Linked DNA regions of Homo sapiens: region 2 is linked to region 1. Evidence: chromatin contacts called from ENCODE Hi-C or POLR2A ChIA-PET data. All regions are on one chromosome and are shown on one strand. Each heading gives the region's core, a stretch centred on a gene start or an enhancer-like site at or near the end of the contact. The rest is flanking DNA. Distances are from core to core; before and after follow the strand shown.

What was found. Hi-C counts contacts between places; a loop is a spot of excess contacts on that map. ChIA-PET counts read pairs that join two places held with the same protein, here RNA polymerase II (POLR2A). Pooled maps may share reads with other maps.
Region 2: a loop to region 1 is called in a pooled map, with 4 times the contacts of the local background. The contact joins the promoter of LIN9 here to the promoter of TMEM63A in region 1. A Hi-C loop is called at or near these places in 6 of 50 pooled maps. POLR2A ChIA-PET finds 5 or more read pairs at or near these places in 4 of 52 experiments (H1, HEK293T, PC-9 and 1 more).

The regions. Positions count from the first base shown.
Region 1 is chr1:225,878,317-225,884,480 of GRCh38, reverse strand. It overlaps TMEM63A (transmembrane protein 63A), which reads left to right and starts at 2,101. Exons shown (of 25, transcript NM_014698.3): 1 at 2,101-2,177; 2 at 5,071-5,261. RefSeq lists enhancers at 1,183-1,232, 1,293-1,342, 3,545-4,495 and silencers at 1,853-2,012, 2,573-2,692.
Region 2 is chr1:226,306,760-226,312,327 of GRCh38, reverse strand. It overlaps LIN9 (lin-9 DREAM MuvB core complex component), which reads left to right and starts at 3,164. Exons shown (of 15, transcript NM_001366245.2): 1 at 3,164-3,219. The coding sequence starts at 3,189. RefSeq lists silencers at 2,812-3,061, 3,482-3,711 and an enhancer at 3,265-4,031.

The DNA.
Region 1 (6,164 bases), core at 852-3,351:
GGCAGGAGAATCGCTTGAAGCCAGGAGGTGGAGGTTGCAGTGAGCTGAGATCACACCACTGTACTACAGCCTGGGCGACAGAGTGAGACTGTGTCTCAATAAGTAAATAATTAATTAAAAATTAAAAAATAAAATAGTGATTTTACAAGCACTTCACACAACTGACATAACAAAGGCTGTGGCTATCTCAACTCACATATCGATCCATCAAGGCCTTCTCTTGATTTTGAAATAACCTTAACCTACTCAAGAACAAATTTAGAAATCCTTTCTCTCTCTGAAATCTTTGTCAGTGGCTCCAGCATTCTAATTACCAAGACCGGAACCTTGCACTTGCCTGGACCCATGGCACAGACCAGACAGGTGGGGGCACCATTCATTGAGGAAGGAAGGAGGACAGGCAGGTGCGGGAGTGGGGAGTGGAAGAAAGATTGGACAGGGACAGTCTAAGGAGCCAACGGGGAGTCCAGGGGCCACACCCAGGACTCTGCAGACCGTCAGATGTGGAGGTAAGAGAGCAGGGAGGGGGGATGGCCAGGCGCAGCTATGGAGGGACAAGGGCAGAGATGATACTGGCGGGGGGCATAGAGGAAAAACCCTGGAAAATAACTAGTGGCTAGAGCTTTGGGGAGAGAAGGGGAAAGACAGATGGGACAGAAAAGAACTGAGAGAGGCAGGAAGAGACCCTCCCCACCCCACTCCTGGACAGCCACAGACTGGCGCTAGAATCAGGGACAGGGAGGTAAGGAGGAATTTTTTTTTTTTTTTTTTTTTTTTTGAGACAGAGTTTCGCTCTTGTTGCCCAGGCTGGAGTTCAATGGTGAAATCTCAGCTCACCGCAACCTCCGCCTCCCAGGTTCAAGCGATTCTCCTGCCTCAGACTCCCTAGTAGCTGGGATTACAGGCATGTGCCACCACACCCGGCTAATTTTGTATTTTTAGTAGAGACGGGGTTTCTCCATGCGGGTCAGGCTGGTCTCGAACTCCAGACCTAAGGTGATCCGCCCACCTCGGCCTCCCAAAGTGCTGGTATTACAGGCATGAGCCACCGCGCCCGGCCATAAGGAGGATATTTTTATGCCGTTACAGAAAAAGATGAAAGCTCAGAAATGGAAGGGAGGTCGGAGAACCTGCAAAGGCATGCATGTGGGGTGAGGACTGCTCAGAGCTCAGAGAGGGGTGCTGGAAGGGACCTGAGAGGAAGCTTTGGTCCAACCACTCATTTCACAGATAGGGAAACAGGGGCCTGCGGACGGGTTGGTTTGCTCCTTGATTCCCAGGGCGCGCGGTCCTCCCCGAACCCAGCCTCGCTTCCCGCGCAGCGCCCAGCAGTCCCTGGCGCGGCGGGCCGGCCCTGCCCTCGCGAGCTTGCGGTCCGGTTGTGGAGGCCACCGGCTCCCTGGAAACATTTGGCTCCCGGCCGGGAGGCATGCCGCGCTCTCGGACCTGGGCTGGAGTAGGTGCCCTTGGCGGCCCTGGCTCGAGCAGTAATGGACTAGCCCCAGGGGGCGTTGGAAATGCTGCGACCCGCCCCCACATTTTTGCCCGAACGGAGACCCTCCGGGCTTTCACGGTCCGGCCTTCTACAGCGGCGGGGGAGCCGTGGCCTCTTGCAGGGCGCTCCGCGCGGTTCCCGACTACCCGGAGCCGAGGTGCGGGCTGAATCCTGCTGAGCTCCCCATGCTACCACCCCCGCAACCCCACTCTCCCGGGGCGGGTCTAAGAGCTCTTCGGGGAAATTCAAAGCACTACAGGGACCAACGTTTGCAGATGCTCTCCCTGCGCCGCGACCACCCTGTGCTTGGCCCAGTTCTCCCGGAGGCGTCCAGAGACTGGGCTCGTGCCGGGGGACGGAAGAGGGTGCGCCCCGGCGGATCCCTTCTTGGAGCCTGGACGTGAGCTGGCCGGTCCGGGGCTTGCAGACCTCCGGGAGGAGCTGCGGGGCTGAGCGGCGACCAGGAGGCCAGGCCGGGGCAGAGGACCGCCGAGGGCCACCGCGGGAGGCGCAGTCAGCTGCGTACAGGCTTGCGCCGCCGCGGGCCAAGACTCCAAATTGGGAAAGGGGTGGCCGCAGCTCTGCGCATGTGCAGGAGGCGCCGGAGTTTCACTTTGTAACTTTTAAGTGGTCGGAACACGCCCCGCGCTGCTGGGTCCCGCCAGACACGCCGCCGCCGCAGGTACAGGGGACAGGGGGCGTGAGGAGGGGCAATGCACCCTCCGCCTTTCCCGGGACGTGCGCGCCAGGTGTCCGGTTCCGGAACGGCTCCCAGCCTACGCAGACCCCAGAGCCCCCGACCCCAAGCAGGGGGTGACGACGCGGGATTGGGTGGGAGGAGAGGGTCCGGGCAGCGCCTCCATTCCAGCCCTGCGCTCCTTGGGAATTCCTGGCGGCTTTTCAGGACTTTCCTCTCCGGCTTTTCGCTTTCAGGGCTGGTATCTCCTTCTTCCCCACCCCTCTCTTTGGGATTTGTCGGCGGAGTCCGACCTCCCACCTAACTAGGAGTGCAGCTATGGGCTCCTCGGACCCTATACGAGGCCGGGCTGGGAAAGGGCCAAGCGTCCGACTCTCCTGACGCCAGGAAGGCAGAGGCCACCCCTCGGGCTGTTCCTGGGTGACCACTTCCTGCAGCCTTGGCGGAGTCCTGAGGAGGGAGGCTGGGGACTCGGGGACTGGGGGGAAGGGCGGGGGCGGAAAGGGTGAGGCGAGCTCTGCTAAGAAACCAAATCCGCAAAGGTTCCAGCACCTGATAAGACTAGCTACCTGAGGCCCTGGAGGGGCCTTGGTCATTCAGCCCCAGGCAGGTGGTGTCCTCTTCAAGGGCAGGGGTGGACAGCGTGGCGGACCCACTGACCCTCCCTTGACACCTCTCAGGTCATCCTCAAGTCTGCTGTGCCTTCAAGGGGGATATGAACGGAAGCCGAGGCTCCTTTTCCCTTCACACGCCCCTCTCCTTTGTTTAGTGTGGGGGCAAAGGTCTCTCCTAGCTGTTCGTTGGGCTCTAACAGAGAAGACGTCAGGTGGGATCCTGCCCTTGTGTTTCCCATTAGCTGGAGGGGCGACTTAAAATAAAGGCAGACAGCTTCTAATTGCTTGCTAGGGCCGGGTCCTGGGCTAAGTGCTTTACAGGTGTTGTTTGGGATCTGTGCCTCCCAACAGCTCCGTGAGAGAAAGTCATCACTCGCATTTCCTGGCGAAGGAAGCCAAGGCACAGAGTGGTTAGGCTGCTTGTCTGAACTGCGTGGTGCTGAGACCCTAACTCCAGAGCCTGCTCACATAATCCCTGAGCCACACTGCCTCTGGTTTCAGCCAGGGGCTGTGTCATTTCCTTTGTGCTCCAGGGTAGGAGGTAAACAGTTGTCCAGGTTACTGGGTCCTGTTTGGTGTTGCCATAAGGAGAAGTTTGTACTTTACTTTGCAACCTTATTCTGCATCTGAAAGACCAGAGTTAGCTCCTGAGGCAGAAGGCCTGGAGCTGCTTGTAGTTTCGCTATTGTCATCACAGGATTGAAAGATTTGGTGATGATAAAATTACCCTGAATTTGTACGGGCCTTCTTGCAAGAACGAACAATATCCATATACTTCCTGCAACATTCTGCTGGTATTTCTAGAGCTTGTCAAGTTGACCACCAGGCCAGTCCTTGCTGCCAATGGAGACTGGCAGTGGATTAGCATAGGTAGTTTACTTTGGCAAATTTAGACCAGCTGTTGGATTTAGCCCTCTCCCACTGGCCACAATCAGACGCTTGCCTGCACATGGGTTGAACTTTGGGTTGGGAGCGTGAAGTCACCTGCTGCCCACTCTGGCTCTTGGGCCTCAGCAGTAATTCTTGGCTTTCCTACCCTCGGCATATTGAGTAGGAATAAGGGGATGAATGGAGAATTTCTGGAAGGCACAGGTAAGTGCTAGGCATTCACATACATCTAGGATGACTGAATATTGCCAGGGGTTCTCAGCCAGGCAGTGCCACTTCAACCACAGTGCCTAGCTGCTGGTTTGGCCTCCTCTATACAGCTGCCAGCTGGGTGCTCCCCTCCCCCTGCCTTCTCCTCAGCCTGGCAGCACTGTCCCATGGTGTCTGTGTTCCCAGCTGCCTGCTCAGAGCGTGCCTGTTTGTGAAAATGCAGAGGAGCTGTCCCATGGAGAGCCAGAGGGACGGAGCTGTTTCAGGGGGATCTGGACTTTATGTGTCTAATGGGCAGGGACAGGCTGGGACTGAGCTGAAAGGTCTGAGAGAGATTGTGGGTCCCCAGAGCTCTACCCTAACCTGGGTGCTCATCGGAGAGGGCAGACAGGACTGGCCACCTGACCTTACCTCCGTCTCAGGCTGATAGTATTTGCTAGCCACCTCCCTGAGTTCATATCAAACTTTGTCAAACCACCCTGGGAAGCCTATTTGGCAAGAGACAAGTAACTTAGAGGCATGACTGGGGCTGGAGGGAGGGGGAAGAGGAGCCGCAGGTGTTTCCCTCCGCAGAGGCCTCTCTCCTCTGCAGCACTGGCGAGGGTATGCCACTCCCAGCACCACCACAGCACCCTCCCCTTTCCAGGGACAATGCTCTCTCTGTGAGCATTTTATGGGGATGTTTTTTCTTTCCACTTCACATTTCAAGCCTTCCTTGTTCATGCTGCTGTGTTCCCTTTTCCTGATTCTAGCTCTTGGGGAACCCTGGGGAGCCTCCCCAGTAGCATTGGCCCTTGGGGCCCAGGTGAAGTCCTTTGCTTGGGGCCCTACCGTGAGCCCACAACCTCCAGGGTTTCTGTGGGAGAGGGCTGCTCCCCTAGACCCAGCAGGTCCCTGAGCCATTGGCAAAGAGGAGAGAGGCTGGGGCCACAGGTGGTGCTGGCCGAGGAAGGAGGAGTAGGGTCGCACAGAGGAGCACTGATGGATGGAGAACCAGTTCTGGGAGTTTGGGGAGAGATCAAGGCAGGAGGGAGCCCACTGGGCAGAACCTAAAGGTCCATATGGGCAGCATGCATACACAGGTGTGTGCTGGAGGGTTTCCATCCAGACCCCTACACTGGAAAAGGGTGGCTCCCATGTGATGCTTGGTGTCTGTGATCCTTCAGGAAAGTCTACAGTTTGGTACCCCAGGACTCGCTGGTCAGGAAAGCCCTGCAGGACATGAGTGTTAGGCCCGACGCCTGGCCCTTGGCAGCTTGGGAGGTGGCTGGGGCTGCTTTTGCCTTTGCCAGAGACAGCTCCAACTGAGGACCTCTCCAACGGGCCCATCCACAGTCCTTCCTTCCCCTAGTGTCTGGTAAGTGTGGGGACAGGAAGGAGGAGGGGTAGGTGGTGGCCTTGAAGTGTTGGGCTGGTGTGTTCCATTGGGTGGTGCCACTGGGGGATTTTAAAGGGAAGCCAAGAACATCTGTGTTCCAGAGGTCACTCTTGTGACACTCTGTTCAGAGTCAGCAGCCCCATGACTCTGGCATCACAACCCCCACTACCTCCAGCCATTGCCAAGTCTCTTAGAAGGTTGAGAAAGTCACTTGGCTGTCTGTGGGATGCTCCCATGTTCTTGGGCTTTCCACTCATTCATGCTTCCTGTGCTTCGTGTGTGTGTGTGTGTGTGTGTGTGTGTGTGTGTGTGTAGGTAGGTAGGTAGGTAGGTAGGTGTCCATGTGTGATTGTCCCCAGCACTCTAGGCCTAGGGGTTACCCAACATACACACCTCACCAGCACTACTGGTATCCAAACATCTGTTTGGGTTCTCTATATCTTTTCTTCTTGTTCTCAAGATCTTTGTCCCTGTAACAGCTAGAAGCACCAGACTTAGCAGAAAAATCCCCTGGGAATTCTAGATTTACCAGATTTGGGCAGGTAGGATCTTAAGCAAGTCCAGGCTGAATATGTGTTCTGGCCCTTCAGCCACAGCATGAGAACTTGGACACTAACTCCCGGTCCTCTGGTGTCAGGGGACAGACACTGGAGATTTCTATTAGCTTCACCAGGGGCGCCAGGAGCCTCAGGAAGGAAAGGTCAACAACCCAGCCTGGAGCAGTGTTTGCTTTGGAAATGCTGGGCCTTGCAGTTAGACTGATGGTACCCAGGAGGGGTATGTGTGTGTGAAAGCGCAGAGCTAGGGGACCCAGAGGTCCCTGAGGAGGCCCTGGGACTCCTGACTCCCTCCCCGTCCCTACCCTAGACCACCCCCTTTACT
Region 2 (5,568 bases), core at 1,915-4,414, 430 kb before region 1:
AAGTGATTGCAGGAAACTTAATACCCCTGTGTTGCATGTTGCTATGGTTTGAATGATGGTATTCCCTCCAAAATTCAGTTGTAACATAATCCCCAATGCAACAGTATTAAGTGGTGTGGCCTCTGGGAGGTGATTAAGTCATGAGGGTTCTGCTCTCGTGAATGGGGTTAGCACCCTTATGAAAGGGCTCAAGACTGAAGGAGGTGTTCTCTTGCCTTTCTGTCCCTTCTACCATGTGAGGACACAGCATGCATCCCCTCCAGAGGATGGAGCAACGAGCCACCATCTTGGAAACAGAGAGCTGCCCTCACCAGACACCAACATTGGCACCTTGATCTTGGACTTCCCAGCGTTTGAAACTGTGAGAAATAAATTCTTGTTGTCGGCTGGGCACGGTGGCTCATGCCTGTAATCCCAGCACTTTGGGAGGCTGAGGCAGGTAGATCACTTGAGATCAGGAGTTCAAGACCAGCCTGGCCAAACTGGTGAAACCCTGTCTCTACTAAGAACACAAAAATTAGCCAGGAGTGGTGGCAGGCACCTGTAATCCCAGCTACTCTGGAGGCAGAGGCAGGAGAATCGCTTGAACCCAGGAGGCAGAGGTTGCAGTGAGCCGAGATCACACCATTGTACTCCAGCGTGGGTGACAAGAGCAAAACTCCATCTCAAAAAAAAAAAAAAAAATTCTTGTTGTCTATAAATTACCCAGTCTCAGATGTTTTGTTATAGCAGCACAAATGGACAAAGACATACGTGTAATCCTCCCATCACAGAGGGAGTCACTGAGGCACCGAAAAGTGGGCTAGATTCCTGATTCTAGCACTTGCTTGCCATTGTCTTTGGACAAATTACCAGGTTGTTGGGAGAATCAAGTAAGCCAATCATTGTAAAACCTGTCATAAATATTCAATAACGAAACTTATTGAAGAGTTAGGTGTGCCTTGGCTTCGATCACACAGCTAAGCGCTAGATCTGGGGCTAGGATACAGCTTCAGGCTTTGGATTTATGAGAAGAGTCAAAGTTTTTGTTTAAAATGCAGATTATCAGGCAAGGGCCTAAAAACATTGATTTAAACAGTAGTTGTGTTGTTGCGTGTACATGAAAACTGCCTCAGAATAAAACCAGGTTTGCCTTGGTCTAATGACACCTTGACTATCATGACATTCACAAAGCTTTTGCTTCTCCCACTCTGGTAACCTCTCATGTTTTTTTAATTTCTATTCTTCCATTCTTAAAGGGCTGACCTTTTCTTGATCTCATCTCCAAATTGATACTGAAGTGCAAGCTGCTGAAGCACCCCCTAGGTGCTGACAACAAGGACCAGTGTTTTAATCTTCTTAGGGAGCAGATCAGAGTGTGTTTAGAAGGCAAAGGAGAGGTTAAGCTAGCTCTGAAGGAAGGATTACTTTGTAAAATTGAACTTTCACCCTCCCTGCTCACTCCCTGCTCTCCCTCCTACCTTAGCATGGCAGCACCCAGTTACCCAAGGCACAGAGCTGGCATCAGCAATGAGACTTCCTTCTCCTCACACCCAGTGACTCACCCAATCCTTTATTTTCCACGTCTTGAAAGGTGGAGTGCATGCTGCCACCTCTCTCTAATACTGCCTATGCTGTGGTAATGGTGGTAATAGTGGCTAGCTGATGGGTGCTAGCAGCTAGTATAAGGTCCTTACATCTATCAAATCGTTTAGCCCTCAAAATAACCCTGTTATTTGCATTTTACAGATAAGAAACTGAGGCACAGAGAATTCGGTTAAGAAACCAACGTGCCTGAGATTATACAACTAGCAGCCCATCTGGATTCTTCCCATCGAGGCCCTGGGGCTCCAGAGCCCACCCGCTGCACCTCTCTAGCTACCAGTGCAGGCATCTCTCTTCTGTCCTTTGCATGCCCCAAATAAGCTTCTTCCTGACTGGTTTCTAGGCTCTCATCTTGTCCCCCACCAATCCATTTCCCATATTTTTGTTCTAAAACACAAATAGAAACGTGCCCCTCTTACACCCGACTTTTCCACTGCTCCAGTGGACTAAGCAAGTTCAACTCCTTAGCCTGGGCGGGCCTCTGTGTACCACTCTGTCACCTTAGTCTACCGCCTTTTAACTTTGTAGTTCCTGGAATTCACCCACGTTGTCTTTTGACTGCTTAACGGTCTCATTCCTCCAACCCCCATAAATTCCTGGAGAAAAGGATTGGAGCTCAATGACATTCGTTAAATGAATTTTTGAAAAGCAACAGTGTTTTATTACTGGAAAGTGTTACAGACAGATATTGTGAAATTTTTCCTTGGGCTTCTTTCAATTTCGTTCAATTCTCGTCCAGTATTCTCATAACATTTGGATCAGGTACTTTATCACCTTGTAGTGTCACTGTTCCTTTCTGTATCCTCTCGAAGCCTCCTGTTACTCGTTTTCTAATTCTCTTCCAGCCCACTGCACGATCTAGTGTCGAATGGATGAAACAGCTGAGCAGAACAGTTCTTTAGCTGTCGGCCTAAATGACCAACTTCATGACCTCTCAAGGTCTCGCTCCCCGGCTGCACGCAGCTCAGCTTCCAACATTCGGGAAAGGCGTGCCCGGATCGCGAGGGGCCGCTGGGACCGAGTCCCGGACGTCGCGACGCGCAGGGGGCTGCTGCGGCCGGCGGTCTCGGGAAAAGTGAGGGGACGGAGGCGCCCAAGCAACGTGGGTTTCGGGAACTGTGAGTATTTCACTTTGCGTAGAGCCCCCTCGGGCAATGCGACCCAGAACCGAGGGCTTCTTTCCCCCCGCCGGGGCCTCCCTCCCGTTCTCCACTCGGAACAAACAGCCTGCAGTTCCCGCAGCTGCAGCGCGGGCCGCGGAACATGCGCCGGGAGCGGGGCCCGGGCGGGACTCCGGAGCTGGTACTGCTCCCCCCGCGCTCCGGCGCCGGGCCTCGCCGTGCGGCCTCCTTCCTCCCTTCCTCCCGCCCGGCTCGGCCGGAGGCGGCGGCGGAGGGGCGAGGCGCGGCCCCCCTTCGGCGGCACCTCCTCCCCGGGCAGGCGCGGGCGGAGCCGGGCCCGCCTCAGCCAGCCGCGGCGGGAGCAGCGCAGCGCGGCGCCGCGGGCAGCGAGCTCCGCATTCGAACCTCCCTCGCAAAGACAGTCTCCGCCCCACAATGCACCGCGGCGGGCAGCCTTTGAAAAAGCGGCGCGGCTCGTTCAAGATGGCGGAGCTCGACCAGTTGCCTGACGAGAGTGAGTAGCACCTCAAAGCACCCCCCCCTTTTCCCGCCTGCTGCTTGCCCAGCGGTTGCACCGGCCGGGACGGACGGCCGTGCCCTCCGCTGGGCAGGTGGGCTGACTGCCAGCCCCACTGTGGTCCCCTAGTCCTCCCACTCCGGTGTTGCCGCCGCGTCGCCGCCTTTGTTATGGTGTCTGTGTGTTGGTTTCTGGGGTTGTGTGAGCGCCAGGGCCGGAAACCGAGAGCCCGGGAGTCCAGCCTGTGCCAGGCGGAGGCGGTGGCTGCTCCCCTGGCGCCACTCCGGCCCCCAGCCGAGGTGGAGGGAAGAGCGGCCCCTGGGCGCGGGGGCTGTCCTCGCCGCCTGCACCACTCGCCCGGCGCCGAGAGACGCCCGCCGGGGTTATGTAACTCGCCTGTCCCGGGGCCGGGGGAGGGCTCGGGCTGGGCACGGGGTGGTCCACGGCCCCTTCTTCTTGCCCCAGCCTCTGATCTTGTCCTGTCACAGCTCCTGCCTCTACGGGCACTTGTGATCTTCACTGTCCTCCCCACCCCCCCACCGGTGTGTCCACCCCTGGAAGTGTTTCCGTGTCAGAGGGTTGGCCCCTTCCCCTGGGACCACAGGTGGCTGTGGACCTTTCCTGAGATCATCCAGCCCGGATACTCAGTGTTCAGGTAGACCCCGTCCCGCAGACTTTATTCTATATGTGTCTTAAGAGCCATAAAGGTACCTTTATGCATGGATGTGACCAACACAGCGTACGTGTACCCTGCCTGACACCCACCCTAGGGCATTGCCTCCCCTAACCATGTTTACTCACCCTGACATCTAAGACATGTATGCTCACTTGTGTTGAGTAAGTAAAAGCACCAATTCCATAGTTTAAGGGCAATGGAACTTAATTTTGTAATTTACAATATTGCATAAATTATATGAAAAGACAAATATGTTATTTAATTACAAAAAAAAGTCCTGAATCCACTTTCACTATTCAGTTTATACATATTTGTGAAAGGCTCAATTACTATTGAATCTTATCTATGCACAAGGCAAATGGACTTAAAAATGAGGACTCAACATACTACCGATTCCATTTTCTTTGTGAGGTCATGTGTTCTTAGTAAGTTATAAAGTTAAAAATTCAAGTTGCCAAGCTGGTGAAAAGTCGTATTAAAAGTGTTTGTGTTTTAAATTTGATAGAGAGCAGCACTAAGTCCCCAAGGAACTTTGTCCATGATAGAACTGTTCTCTTTTGTGATGTCCAGTAGGGCAGCCAAGCTACTAGCCATATGTAGCCATGGAACATTTCAAATGTGGCTAGAGTGATGGAGGAACTGAATTTTGAATTTTATTTAATTTTAACTTGCATAGTCACATGTAGCTAGTAGTCACTGTATTGGGTAGGGCACAGCTATTGACCAGTCATGAGCTGTACTGTTTATTTGTAGAATACAATTGATTGTGATTTATTTTATTTATTTATTTATTTTGAGATGGAGTTTCACTCATTGCCCAGGCTGGGGTGCAATGGTACTATCTCGGCTCATTGCAACCTCTGCCTCCCAGGTTCAAGCGATTCTCCTACCTCAGCCTCCCGAATAGCTGGGGTTACAGGCATGTGCCACCACGCCTGCCTAATTTTTTTGTATTTTTAGTAGAGATGGGGGTTTCTCCATGTTGGTCAGGCTGGTCTCGAACTCCCGACCTCAGGTGATCCACCCGCCTCGGCCTCCCAAAGTGCTGGGATTACAGGCGTGAGCCACCGCAGCTGGTCTTGATTGTGACTTAGAATGCTCCCAAATGAGTGTGGACCTACTAAGCACAGTGTACTTGTCATCCGAAAATGTTTTTCATCATCCTTGGTATCTTTATCATAAACATGTCTTATCACCTCTTGGATGTCACAATCACTAGAGCTACTGTTTTGGTTACTGTAGTCATTCTGTTGTAATGAGAGGCATTTTAAGTGGCTTTCTTACAACTGCCATTAGGAATATTTGCTTCATATCATCCAGCATTTATTGAGAATTTACTGTGGTTCTTTGTAGGGACTTGGGATTTATATTAGGGTTCAAATTCCAGCTCCACTTTCAAATTATATAACCTAATCATTTATATTACTTTGTGACATCTCTGGTGCATTGGTGTGTATTTGTGAAGCGTATGTCTTGTTTAGGTAGACTTCAGCTTTGTTGAAACCAGGGATTTTCTTTCTTTCTTTGTCATACAGTGCCACAAATCAAGTATACATAAATAATTTTTATGGAATTAGTGCAAAGTAACAGGTATTATTACTGAAACTAGAGCAGGGTCTTGAAAAGGAAAAGCGATTTCAATTTGATACTGGAAATAGCAGTATGTTTTT